Regions from separate parts of the Homo sapiens genome. Here region 2 is linked to region 1. A link is a contact called in ENCODE Hi-C or POLR2A ChIA-PET data. All regions are on one chromosome and are shown on one strand. Each heading gives the region's core, a stretch centred on a gene start or an enhancer-like site at or near the end of the contact. The rest is flanking DNA. Distances are from core to core; before and after follow the strand shown. Region 1 holds the start of AMMECR1L (AMMECR1 like). Region 2 overlaps SAP130 (Sin3A associated protein 130).

Region 1 (6,232 bases), core at 1,287-3,786:
TAGCTTAAAGAAAAACATGTACCTAGGAGTCAAAACTCTTTTCACCTCCCCTCTGTTTTCTATGTGACCTGTAGCAAGGTGCCACATTTTTCTGGGCCTCAGTTCTTTCATTTGTAAAATAAAAACATTTATCCCCTGTGTCCCTCAGAGGGGCTGGGAGGCTTCACCAAGAAGTGAAACACTCTGAAAACTCTCTCCTAAGTGTTAGCATACTATCATTAATCAACTCAAGAGGGCACAGCAGTCATAATTTTTCCCCAGAACTTTGTTTCAAGTTTACAGTGAAAAATTTTAATTATCTTCAAATCTGTGATGGGATTTTCAAGAAAATATCTTCACTATTGCAAATTTAGGACAAAATGTTCCAAAAGTCTCTCAGGACTGAAACTATAGAAAAGAGAACCAATAATTGACTTTGATCAGGAACTGCATTAACCTCTGAGTTAATTACCCTAAAACTTAAGACAACCTCTTTGGTTGTATTGAGAAACTCATTTGGGAAGGGTGAGGAGCCAGACCTTACAAACTAGAAATATAAAGGAAAGATCATGCCACGCCACCACCTAGCTCACTCTAATGGGAGTATGAAAAACAAACTTGCCTTTGCATATTTAAATTATTTTAAAAGGGAACAAGCGGAAAAACTTCATCAACATTAGGACCCCCTCATGGAAGTAGAAAAATACAAATGAAAACACACCTACATCCCAAAATCCTAGCACATGCCTAAAATCAAAAACTACAACGATGCTCTACTCTAAATATGCCCAAGATAATACTCACTGAAAGCAGAAAGTTTGTATTGCCAGAGGAACAGCTACAACAGAGGAGGGGAGCTATTTTGTCTCTGGAATGAATTTTCTTCCTTCCGATTCCATTCCTTCTTCCTGTACCTAAGACGGAAATGCAGGTGCAGTGAACAAACACCCAGGTAGTGCAGAGGTAAGATAGATACGGTTTCTGAAAAATCACAACTCGACAGAGCAATTTCGGGGGGGTGGGGGGCACAGCAAATAGCTAGAGAACAGGCTCTCCTTATTTCAAAACCTTGCAAACTCTAAATCTGAGGCAGCCGTGAAGTCCCATGCCCTGAATCATCTCATCCTTAGCGTCATCAGCAAGAAGGGAGGACACTGAGAATCAAAGGTTTTATTTATTGAACTCGAGCATGAGACGCACATTAAAACTTCCCCACCACAGATGCAGAGCAAAAGTTGCTCTCAGGCCAGAAGAGACCATTTAAAAGCTCTCCGCCGGTTTCAGAACACAAATAAATTTCCCAATCCTCTGCAAAGACAGAACTGAAGAATTACTGGACAGCACGCCAGAGGCAGGGACCTGAGGGCAGGCCATCTTGCTATGCCGGGAGGAGACGGTCACTGTTGCTAAGGGTCATCCATCCTTAGTCTCGAAGAAATCTCTTCCTGATCTCTTCACCAACTCTCCCCACTACTAGAGAATTGAGCTACTCCCAAAGATGTAAGTAAACAGGAGACTGTTTACATCTCCTGTGGGTGGGAGAGGCCCCACCCACTCTATCCTAGGAGAGGGCAGTGAAAGAGGATAAGGCCCAGAGGGATAAGGGTGAGGGAGCATGGCAAGGAGAGGAGTTCAGATCAGGACAGGGAATGTAGGAGGGCAAGGAGTGAAGGGCACAACCCACAGCCTGGGAAAGAGAGGCATGAAACCCAGCGTGTCAGGTGGACGGATCATGGAATGGGGGGCCAGCGGAGGTTAAGGAAGGAGGGCCCAAGAGTAGGGGTGCGAAAAAGAGAAGAGGAGGAGGAGAAAGTGCGCGTGTGAAGAGTGTTAAGAAAACGACAGGACAGAGCGGGGAGGGGAAAAGCGGGCCGAGGGACAGGGTGAAAGGTGAGAAACGAGGGTATGAGGAAAGAGGGTCCGGGGCGCTGGGGAGTTGGGGAGACGATGGAGCGACGGGTAGAGCAGCTTGGGCCGAGCCGCGGGGGTGGAATCCAGACGCCGGGCGGGGGAGGGGGCGGCGGGGCGGCGGGACGGTGGGTGGGGGCCACCAGGCGGCGCCGGAGACCACCAAACTTTACAGCGAGCGAGCCTGCTTCCTGGAGGGAGTGCAGACAAGGACCAGGAGCGGGAGCCGAGCCTCGCGGCCCGGGGCACGGCGCCGCCCGCCCCTCCCCGGCAGTGCCTCCCGACCCCCTGCCCTCCGCTGGGACATGGCCTGAGGCCCCGCCCGCCGCCCGGGACTCCTCCCCCCCGCTGCCCCCGGACCCTCGCCCCAGGACCGCGGGGTCTCTTCCCGGCCCCGCCGCCCGCCCCGGCGAGAACAGGCCCGGCGGGCAAGGCGGCGGCGGACCGAGGGAGGCCTGGCCCGGCAGCGGGGAGAAGGGTGCGGCGCAGCCCGAGTTTCCCACCTTTTCTCCTGGCCCAGACGCGGCTGGGGCGGACGGGACCTCTCGCGCTCTGCCTCCTCCTCTTGCTTCATGGAGCCATGCGCCTGGGTGGGGGCTCCCGAGAGAAGCTGGCCTGCGGGCGGGCCGGACGCGCTGCGCGGACGGGGCGGGGCGAAGGAGGCCGGCGGGCGGAGGAGGAAGCGGCGGGGCGGCGGCGGCGGCGGCGGCCGGGAAGAACTAGAGGTATTCCCCGGGCGGCTGGAGGACTGAGTCGAGCCGGGACCCGAGTCCTCCGGTATCCCAGCAGCCACCGGAGGCAGTGAGGTAATGGAGGAAGAATGTAGGGAGTCCTCCAGTGGACCACACTCCTTCTAGCGAGCCGCGGAAACCATAGAGATCAGGGCTCAGCCGGAGGGCCGGCCCACTGCTGTCACGTGGCCTCCATCCGTGCGCTTTATTGGCTGGTGCTGGCTTTACGGGGTTGAATTTTGGACGCTGCCTGCCATTCGTGGGACCGAGTTTCAGGCAGCTGGAATAAAGAGAGACATCGGGGGAAAGCCGCGAGAAGGCCAGCGTCCCTGGCTGGGAGCAGAGCTAGCCGAGTAGGGCGCCCGGCTGTCAAAACTGGCCGGCGCAGTGCACGCTGGGCCGCCCCGGAGCGGTCGCAGAGCCCGTCGGGAGTCGTAGTCCGGGACGGGCCCGCAGCATTGTCCGCGACGCAGCTCGGGATCCGCGTCGGGTTGTCGGCCGGGTTGCTGCCAGGCACCGTCGAGCGTTAGCCACCCAGCATTGAGCTGCCAGCGGCTGTTCTCCCTAAGCACCCTCGCTCACGTCGCCTCGCCTCGCCTCGCCTGACCGGCCGCAGCCTTGGATACCAGCCTTAAATCGAGCCGACTACGGCCCAGCCCCGCCCGCGGCGAAGTGCGCGGGGTTCGGTGCCAGCCGCTCGCCCCTGGCCGGGCCAGCCTCTTGATGCACCGGGGACGGGCGCGCCCATCCGACTCTTCGAGGGGCGGCAGGGCCCCATCTGTGTCTTTCGCTCTCGAGCCCCCAGCTAGAGTTGGCTTCAGCGGAATACCTACTGTGCAGGATTATTCAACAAGCCGATTGATCACATTCTTCAGCTCTAGCAGTGCAAAGGCTTCACTGAAAAAGAACATTACAAATTTTTTTTGAAAGAAATTTGGGGGTAAATTTAATTTTAAATACTGATTTTTGATAACATTTGATCTTATGACAGCATTTGTATTTTTAATTACAGATAGGATTACACTAAAAGTCATTTCTGACCTGCTCCCTTACCCTTATGGCTAAAATAAACTGCTAGGCCCTGAAGCAAAGGCGAGCCATGTTCTAGAGCAATGTCTTTCTTGTATTAAAATACGGCCCCATGCTCACATATAGGCTGTTTTGTGTTTTGCTTTTCTGTTGATGCACAAAGGAATCCTTGATATGTTTGTCCTCAAAGACCAAAGACAAGTATCTAGTAAAAAATGCAAATCATATCTAACAGTGAAGCTTTCCAGCAAAAACCTTCTGCTCTAGAATGCATAATTATGCGAGCATAAGATCTACTACTCTAGACTTTTAGCATAATTACCTATAGGCAGCAAAACCCTAGTCAATTGAGTGTCTGGTGCCTCTTGGACCTGGACTTCTCCAAGAGAATGGGCAAGGAGGACGAAAAGGAAGAGACAGCTATGCTTTGTGAAACAGGAGGTGACTTAAAAAAAAAATTCTATAGCAGTCTTCTTAATTCCTGTTACAGACTTGATACGCTTATCTGCTGTTGAGGACACGGTTGCCAGTTTCTAACCTTCTCTGTCTGCCTGAAAAACTAGAAATTAGATGATCATATGGCCTAGAGCCAGAAGTGCAGGAGGCAGAAAGCCAGGGGCCAGTTTTTTTCTTTTTGTTTCTGAATAAGAAGGCCAAATCCTGACTTAAAATAATCAAAATAAATTTTACGGAGTGACGGTCTTTCCAGCTGAAAACCTTAAAACATGGCATCTGGAAGAAGGCCTTAGTCTATTGCTCCCAGGATGGTACTATATAGTCATTAAATAGCCCACAGATAAGGGAGTTATTGCCCCCTCGTTATTGGGCTGCCAGGAATTAAATGATGGAACTAAGTTTCACTTGAAACATTCCCAAATTAAAACAAAAACAAGCCTTGCTTTGAGCTGTTGAAAAGGCATTTTACTGAGAAGATCCAGATGCTATTGCTGTTCTTAAATGATGTTGAAAGGCAAAGGGTCAGGACTTTCAAAAAGTCACTTTGAGGTCACCTCACATAAGCAAGCAACAGTTTGAACTGATGCAAAAACAAACAATGAAATTATGAACAGGAGGAAGAAACTAAAATGAGGGCAGTATATGCCATAAATATGGAAGAGGCTGTCTCTTATTTATCTTCTCATTTCCTGTACATAATACAGAAACCTGGTATGTAATAGGCATACAATTATTTGTGGCTCAACTGAATAAACGAAGATGGAAACCAGCAAGCAGCGGGCAGATAATATACTTGGGAAAGGAGAACTGCAGAGACGCTGGGTGGTTCAAGGCTTCTGCATGATCCTCAAATGTCACCCCAATCTGCTGTGACATAGCTATACCACTCATCAGAATACCCCAAAACAAATTGTCTGCCTCCCTTATGTACAACTTTTATTATTTCTTATCTCGGTTGGTTAAGAATATGTAGTAATGGCCGGGCGCGGTGGCTCACGCCTGTAATCCCAGCACTTTGGGAGGCCGAGGCAGGAGGATCACCTGAGGTCAGGAGTTCGAGACCAGCCTCAACATGGAGAAACCCCGTCTCTACTAAAAATACAAAATTAGCCGGGCGTGGTGGTGCATACCTGTAATTCCAGCTACTCGGGAGGCTGAGGCAGGAGAATTGCTTGAACCTGGGAGGCAGAGTTTGCGGTGAGCTGAGATCGCGCCATTGCACTCCATCCAGCCTGGGCAACAAGAGCGAAACTCCATCTCAAAAAAAAAAAAAAAAAAAAAAGAATATGTAGTAATGGTTAAGAGTCCACTGTGGAATCAGCCTGCATAGGTCCAAATCCCAGCCCTGACTGAATACCTGTGAACAAGTTATATCAGTGACTCAGGCTTATTATCTGTAAAATGGGGATTATAGCATTCCTGCCTCATAGGGATGTTATGAGATTTAAATACCAATAAGTCTGTACATTATAAACCTTATCAGATTGGTGTGGTGAAAATGCTCAGTAACTGAGCCTCGTGAGCATTAGAATGTTGAGATCAGCATGAAGTTAGCCTGTATACTGGGCATACACATTCTTCTGGATTTGCTCCTTTTGTGAGCAATCAATGATGAGCTAAAGGCATTTGCTAACTAGTAGGAATGAAATAAGGTTTCAGACAGGATCTTGGTGGGTGATGTAGATTTTATCTGTCCCATTTGTCCCATTTCTCAACTGGAAGTGAGTCTGGCCTTGGTCTGCATCTGTGCTCTCCCCTTCACAAAAGGCAGGCCCAGAGAGACTCCAGAGATGGCCCCTGTCTCCTGTGTGTCCTCCGCCGCTGTGTCCACTTGGGCACGTCAAAGGTATGATCGGTACTTATCTGATGAAAACAAATCTTTGTATATACAGTTGTCTACCTGGGTTGAATATTTCAGAGGTATAAAGTAGTTTAAATAAATAAGCCCTCTAGTGTTTTGTTTGTTAAGCCACATTACTCAGAAGGTTTTCTTTCTTTTTTTTTTTTTTCTGAGACAGGGTTTTGCTTTGTTGCCCAGGCTGGAGTGTGGCTGCAGTGCAGTGGCAGCACGACCATAGCTCACTGCACCCTTTACCTCCTTGGCTCAAGCAGTCCTCCTGTCTCAGCCT
Region 2 (6,232 bases), core at 1,026-3,525, 83 kb after region 1:
TTCTAAATTCATATCAATCTAGTTTGCATTGATACCAACTTAACTTCAATAACATACAAAATGTGAAACGATGGAAAAAGATATTTCATGAAAACAGTAAGTAAAAGAAAGCTACGGGCCTATATCAATATCAGAGAAAATGGATGTTAAATCCAAAACAAGACAAAGGACATACTATATTAATAAAAGATTCATCAAGAAGATCAAAGAACTTGGAGAAATGAGCAGTTACTAATTAAAGGGCATAAAGTTTCAGTTAAGCAAAATGAAGAAGTTCTAGAGCTCTGTTGTGTGACACCGTGCCTACAATGAACAACAATGTACATTTTAACTTCTCCCTACCAGGGCAGAACTCATGTTAAGTGTTCATACCACAATAAAGAGAAAAAGAAACAGCAATTATAAACCTTCGCACATCAAAGAATAGTGCCCCATGTGACAGAATAAAGGAGATACTGACAGAATTAAAGGGAGAGACAGAGAGGATGACAAGAATAGCTGGAGATTTCTTTTCTTTTTTTGAGACGGAGTCTCGCTCTGTTGCCCAGGCTGGAGTGCAGTGGCGCAGTCTCAGCTCATGGCAAACTCTGCCTCCGGTTTTCAAGTAATTCTCTGCCTTAGCCTCCCGAGTAGCTGGGATTACAAGCATCCACCACCATGCGCAGCTAATTTTTGTATTTTTAGTAGAGACGGGTTTCACCATCTTGGCCAAGCTGGTCTTGAACTCCTGACCTTGTGATCCACCTGCCTTGGCCTCCCAAAGCACTGGGATTACAGGCGTGAGCCACTGTGCCCGGCCATAGCTGGAGATTTCAATAACCCCACTTTCAATAATGGATGAAACATCCAGACAGAATCTTGGCAAGGACACAGAGGACTGGAACACTAAACAAACTAGACCTAACAGATATATAGAATACTCCACCCAACAACAGTGATTGTACATTCTTCTCGAGGGCACATGGGACATTCTCCAGGATAGACCATATGTTAGGTCAAAATTCAAACTTCAAAAAATTCATAAAGTCTGAATCCAAACTAAAGATCTTTTCCAAGTACAATGGAAAGGACCTAAAAAATCAATGAGGGAAAATGGAAAAATTCACAATGACAGGTGAGACTTCTTCCCTGAGTCAGGTAACGGTTTTGAACATATGCAGAACACTTCCTTAAACTTTTGGCGTCTTCATAATGTAACAGCTATAGTAAAGCATTTTTTTTTTTTTTTTTAGGCAGAGTTTCACTCTTATTGCCCAAACTGGAGTGCAATGGCACCATCTTGGCTCACTGCAGCCTCTGCCTCCTAGGTTCAAGAGATTCTCCTGCCACAGCCTCCGGAGTAGCTGGGGATTACAGGCGGCCCCCACCATGTCCAGCTAATTTTTTGTATTTTTAGTAGAGACAGGGTTTCATCACGTTGGCCAGGCTGGTCTTGAACTCCTGGCCTTAGGTGATCTGTCCGCATCGGCCTCCCAAAGTGTTGAGATTACAGACGTGAGCCACCATGCCCGGAGTTGGTTTTTTTTTTTTTTTTTTTTTTTTAAAGACAGGGTCTTGGGAGGAGGAGGTTGCAGTGAGCAGAGATCGCACCACCGCACTCCAGCCTGGGTGACAAGAGCAAAACTCCGTCTCAAAAACAAAAAAAAGACAGGGTCTCACTCTGTTGCCCAGGCTGGAGTGCAGTGGTACGATCTTGGCTCACTGCAGAGATCTGCCTCCCAGGCTCAAGCAAATCTCCCACCTCCCGAGTAGCTGGGACAACAGGTGCACCACTACGCCTGGCTAATTTTTGTATTTTTAGTACAGACAGGGTTTCACCATGTTGGCCAGGCTAGTCTCAAACTCCTGACCTCAAGTAATCCACCCACCTCAGCCTCCCAAAGCGCTGGGATTAGTGAGGGCACTGTGCCCAGCCTGACAAGCACTTTCAAGTTCTGTATGACTAACGTTTTCTCCATTACTTTCTTACGTCTAGACCAGGCGTTGACAAACTATATCCCAGCCCAACATCAGTTTTGCAGATGAAATCTTTCAGTACAGCTACACCAGACATGAGGACTCATGACAGAGACTACGCGACTCACAAAACCTAAAATAACTTACTATTTATCTTTCCCCTTATTGAAAACGCTTACCAATCTCTGCTTAGATGATCAACAAAACAGTAAACAAAGTGCTATTGATAATTTCTGTGGAACAAGTGCTCCAACTGGGGCCAATTTCAAGCTGCCAATGCTAAATGACTCAGTGTGGAGTGGGGTGGAGGTTGGCGGGGGGAGAGGGAGACATGAAACAGCACACCATTCTACATAATTATTCCATGGGAAGAAGGATAAAATGTAGTTGAATAATTAGCAAGTACTGGGTATTTTAATTTAATTACGAGTTTTTACCCAGGATTATAGTTTTTTCAATGGCTGTGTCTAACACTCACCTCATAAAATTCCTGATAATGTATCAATCTACTCTTGTGAGTTAGCACAAGTCAAGTTCAGCATCCCTTTACTTAATGTTTCATTCTGACCTTCCTGAATCACTTTGTGTTTGGCCTGCCTCTGAATACAAGGCAGAGCAGAAGTGGGTTCTGCTTTGCAATGCAATCTGGAAACAGGTGAGTTAAGACCTGTATTAGATTGCTAGAGCTACCACAACAAATCATCACAAACTGTGTGGCTTAAACAGAAGTAGCTTGTCTCACAGTTCTGGAGGCCAGAAGTCTGAGATCAAAGAGTTGGCAGGGCTGGTTCTTTCTGCGGGCTTGAAGGACAGACTATTCCATGCCTCCTCTCCCAGCTTCTGGTGGCTTTGCTGGAAATCTTTGTTATTCCTCGGCGCCTTCCCGATCTCTGCCTTCATGTTCACATAATGTATTTGTCTGTGTCCTAATTTCCCCTTTTTCTAAGAATACTAGTCATGGGTCAGGTATGGTGGCTCATGCCTGTAATCCCAGCATTTTGGGAGGCCAAGGCAAGAGGATCACTTGAAGCCAGGAGGTTGAGACCAGCCTGTGCCATATAGCAAGACCTTGTCTCTACTAAAAAAATTTATTTAGGCCAGACGCAGTGGCTCACGCCTGTAATACCAGCACTCTGGGAGGCCGAGGTGGGCGGATCACGAGGTCAAGAGATCGAGACCATCCTGGCCAACATGGTGAAACCCTGTCTCTACTAAAAATACAAAAATTAGCTGGGCATGGTAGCTCGCACCTGTAGTTGCAGCTACTTGGGAGGCTGAGGCAGGAGAATCTCTTGAACCTGGGAGGCAGAGGTTGCAGTAAGCCGAGATTACCTCACTGCACTCCAGCCTGGGTGGGAGACTCCGTCTCAAAAAAAAAAAAAAAAAAATTTTAAATTAGCTGGGCATGGGCCAGGTACAGTGGCTCATGCCTGTAATCCCAGCACTTTGGGAGGCCGAGGCGGAGGGATCATGAGATCAGGAGATCAAGACCATCCTGGCCAACATGGTGAAACCCTGTCTCTACTAAAAATACAAAAATTAGCTGGGCATGGTGATGCGTGCCTGTAATCCCAGCTGCTCAGGAGGCTGAGGCAGGAGAATAACTTGAACCAGGGTGTTGGAGGTTGCAGTGAGCCGAGATCGTACCACTGCACTCCAGCCTGGCGACAGAGAGCAAGACTCTGTCTTAAAAAAAAAAAAAAAAAAAAAAAAATTAGCCGGGCATGGTGATGCATGCCTGGAGTCCCAGGTACTCGGAAGGCTAATGTGGAAGGACCACTTGAGCCTAGATCACACCGCTCACTGTACTCCAGCTTGGGTAACAGAGCAAGACACTGTCTCCAAACAAAACAAAACAAAACAAAAAAAAGACCAGTCATATTCAATTGAGGATTCACCCTACTCCAGTAGGGCTTCATCTTGACTAACCACATCTGCAATGACCCTATTTCCAAATAAGGCTGCATTCCGAGGTACTGGGAGTTGACTTTTGGGGGACACAACTCAACCCACAACAAAGTCACTGACATGACATGATATGACGCATGCTTGGTCTTACTTCTATCACGATATGCTCTGTATGGTTTTTCTTTTATCTTTCTCTCTTTTTTTTTTTTAGACAGGTTCTTATTCTGTCACTCAGGCTGCAGTGGAATGACATGAACACAACTCACTATAAACTCAACCTGCCAGGCTCAAGCAATCCTCCCACCTCAGCCTCCTGTGTAGCTGGGACTACAGGCCCATACCACCACACCTGGCCAATTTTTTTATTTTGTTTTTAGAGCTGGGGTTTCGCCATATTGCCCAGGCTGATATCGAACCCCCGGGCTCCCCCCATCTGTTGACCTCGGCCTCCTAAGGTGCTAGAATTATAGGCATGAACCACAACACACGACTATCTTTCTTTGTATTTTATCCACTTTTTCATTTCTTTTTTTTTTTTTTTTTGAGACGGAGTCTCGCTCTGTCACCCAGGCTGGAGTGCAGTGGTGCAATCTCGGCTCACTGCAAGCTCCACCTCCAGGGTTCACACCATTCTCCTGCCTCAGCCTCCCGAGTAGCTGGGACTACCGGCACCCGCCACCACGCCTGGCTAATTTTTTGTATGTTTTTAGTAGAGACGGGGTTTCACCGTGTTAGCCAGGATGGTCTCGATCTCCTGACCTCGTGATCTACCCGCCTTGGCCTCCCAAAGTGCTGGGATTACAGGCATGAGCCACCGTGCCCCGCCACCCACTTTCTCATTTCTATCTTCCACGGCCAATACTCTCTTGTGCAGTTTTAATTTTGCCTTCCTTCTGTGGTATCTTCATTAGTTCTCTACTGAGTCCTGTCAAGTCCTGTGTCATCACTTCATGTTTTGCCATTTACTCCAGGAGTCTTTTGTATTTGAACTTTGTGTTTTTCTTCATAGAGGTGGTTATTTTGTTATGTTATTTAAATTCATGGTGGCATGTTTCATTATAAATTTCATCTGTCCCCTGTCAACATCTTTTGGTCAGTGTCTTAAGGAACAGATTAATATACTTTGTTGTTCTTTTCCTATGTTTTAATTTTAATTATCTTCATATTAATCCTTTTTTGTTACTCATCAGTGAATGGAGTTGGCTATTTCTAAAACAGCCATTTATATGAGATTACTTTTACTTGGGTGTGGGAGTGTGGGGGGTTTATTCTTCCAGCTAGTTATTTCTTCACAATCCAAATGCTCTCTTCTTTCAGGTGCCACAGATTGACTACTGCAAATAAAGCCAGTCTGAGTGCCTGTGTGGGCCCTACCTCCACAACTTCTCTGAAGCACAGCAAATCCAAGAAAGAGTCTAAAAAAGAGACCCTGCTCACCCTATTTCTGCACCTGCTGTTGCTCACAGGGAGACTTTGGTACCTCATGGCAGGTTCTTCACCTTCAGGACCAACACTTGAAAACTAAGTCCATATGAGACTTTGTTTTGAAAAAGACAAAAACAGAAACAGACCAGGTGCAGTGGCTCATGCCTGTAATCCCAATATTTTGGGAGGCCAAAGTGGGAAGATCAGTTGAGGCCAGGAGTTCAAGACCAGCCTGGGCTACACAGTGAGACTGCCATCTCTACAAAAACAATATGAAAATCAGCTTAGCAGGCTGGGCGTGGTGGCTCACCCCTGTAATCCCAGCACTTTGGGAGGCAAAGGTGGGCAGATCATTTGAGGTCAGGAGTTCGAGACCAGCCTGGCCAACATGGTGAAACTCCGTCTCTACTAAAAACACAAAAATTAGCCAGGTGTGATGGTGGGTGCCTTTAATCCCAGTTACTTGGGAGGCTGAGGCAGGAGAATCACCTGAGCCTGGGAGGCAGAGGCTGTTGTGAGCCAATATGGTGCCAGTGCACTCCAGCCTGGGCAACAGAGTGAGATTCTGTCTAAAAAAAAAGTAAATTAAAAAAATAAAAATAGCTGGGCATAATGATGACTACCTGCAGTCCCAGCTACTCAGGAGGCTAAGGTGGGAGGATCCTTGCACCCAGGAGTTCAAGGCTGCAGTGAGCTATGATCACGCCACTGCACTCCAGCCGGGGTGACTGGGCAAGACCCTGTCTCTAAAAATAAAACAAAAATAAGCAAACAAAAACCCGAAGTGTTCATTAGCTGAAGACTAACTGTGGCACCAACACACCTCAGAACATCACACAGTATAGGGAAACAGTCACTTTTTCTGGTTTTTCATTTTCCTGACCTCTAAAGATGCTATGTCCTCAAGCCTGGTCCTTGCACCACTTCTGTTCTATTTATACTA

What was found. A loop is a pair of places that touch in the nucleus more often than their neighbours do. ChIA-PET counts read pairs that join two places held with the same protein, here RNA polymerase II (POLR2A). Pooled maps may share reads with other maps.
Region 2: a loop to region 1 is called in a map of psoas muscle, with 2.7 times the contacts of the local background. The contact joins the enhancer-like site here to the promoter of AMMECR1L in region 1. A Hi-C loop is called at or near these places in 5 of 168 maps with a recorded cell type or tissue (HepG2, K562, Right ventricle myocardium inferior and 1 more) and 4 of 50 pooled maps. POLR2A ChIA-PET finds 5 or more read pairs at or near these places in 5 of 52 experiments (CD8-positive, alpha-beta T cell, activated B cell, activated T-cell and 2 more).

The regions. Positions count from the first base shown.
Region 1 is chr2:127,883,420-127,889,651 of GRCh38, forward strand. AMMECR1L (AMMECR1 like) reads right to left here and starts at 2,537. Exons shown (of 8, transcript NM_001199140.2): 1 at 2,391-2,537; 2 at 784-893. It overlaps LOC107985944 (a long non-coding RNA gene), which reads left to right and starts at 3,699. Exons shown (of 2, transcript XR_001739707.2): 1 at 3,699-5,949. It also overlaps the pseudogene LOC107985803. RefSeq lists enhancers at 2,408-3,003, 2,788-2,867, 2,878-3,137 and silencers at 2,428-2,477, 2,488-2,657, 3,368-3,417.
Region 2 is chr2:127,966,897-127,973,128 of GRCh38, forward strand. All of the region lies in intron 15 of SAP130 (Sin3A associated protein 130), which reads right to left. Among named protein-coding and RNA genes, the nearest start is that of SAP130, 58 kb to the right of the region's middle. Within about 2 kb of position 2,276, at least 3 of the 41 ENCODE cell types and tissues checked have a DNase peak (open chromatin) inside an H3K27ac peak, as active enhancers do; they include psoas muscle, where a contact is called at or near this core.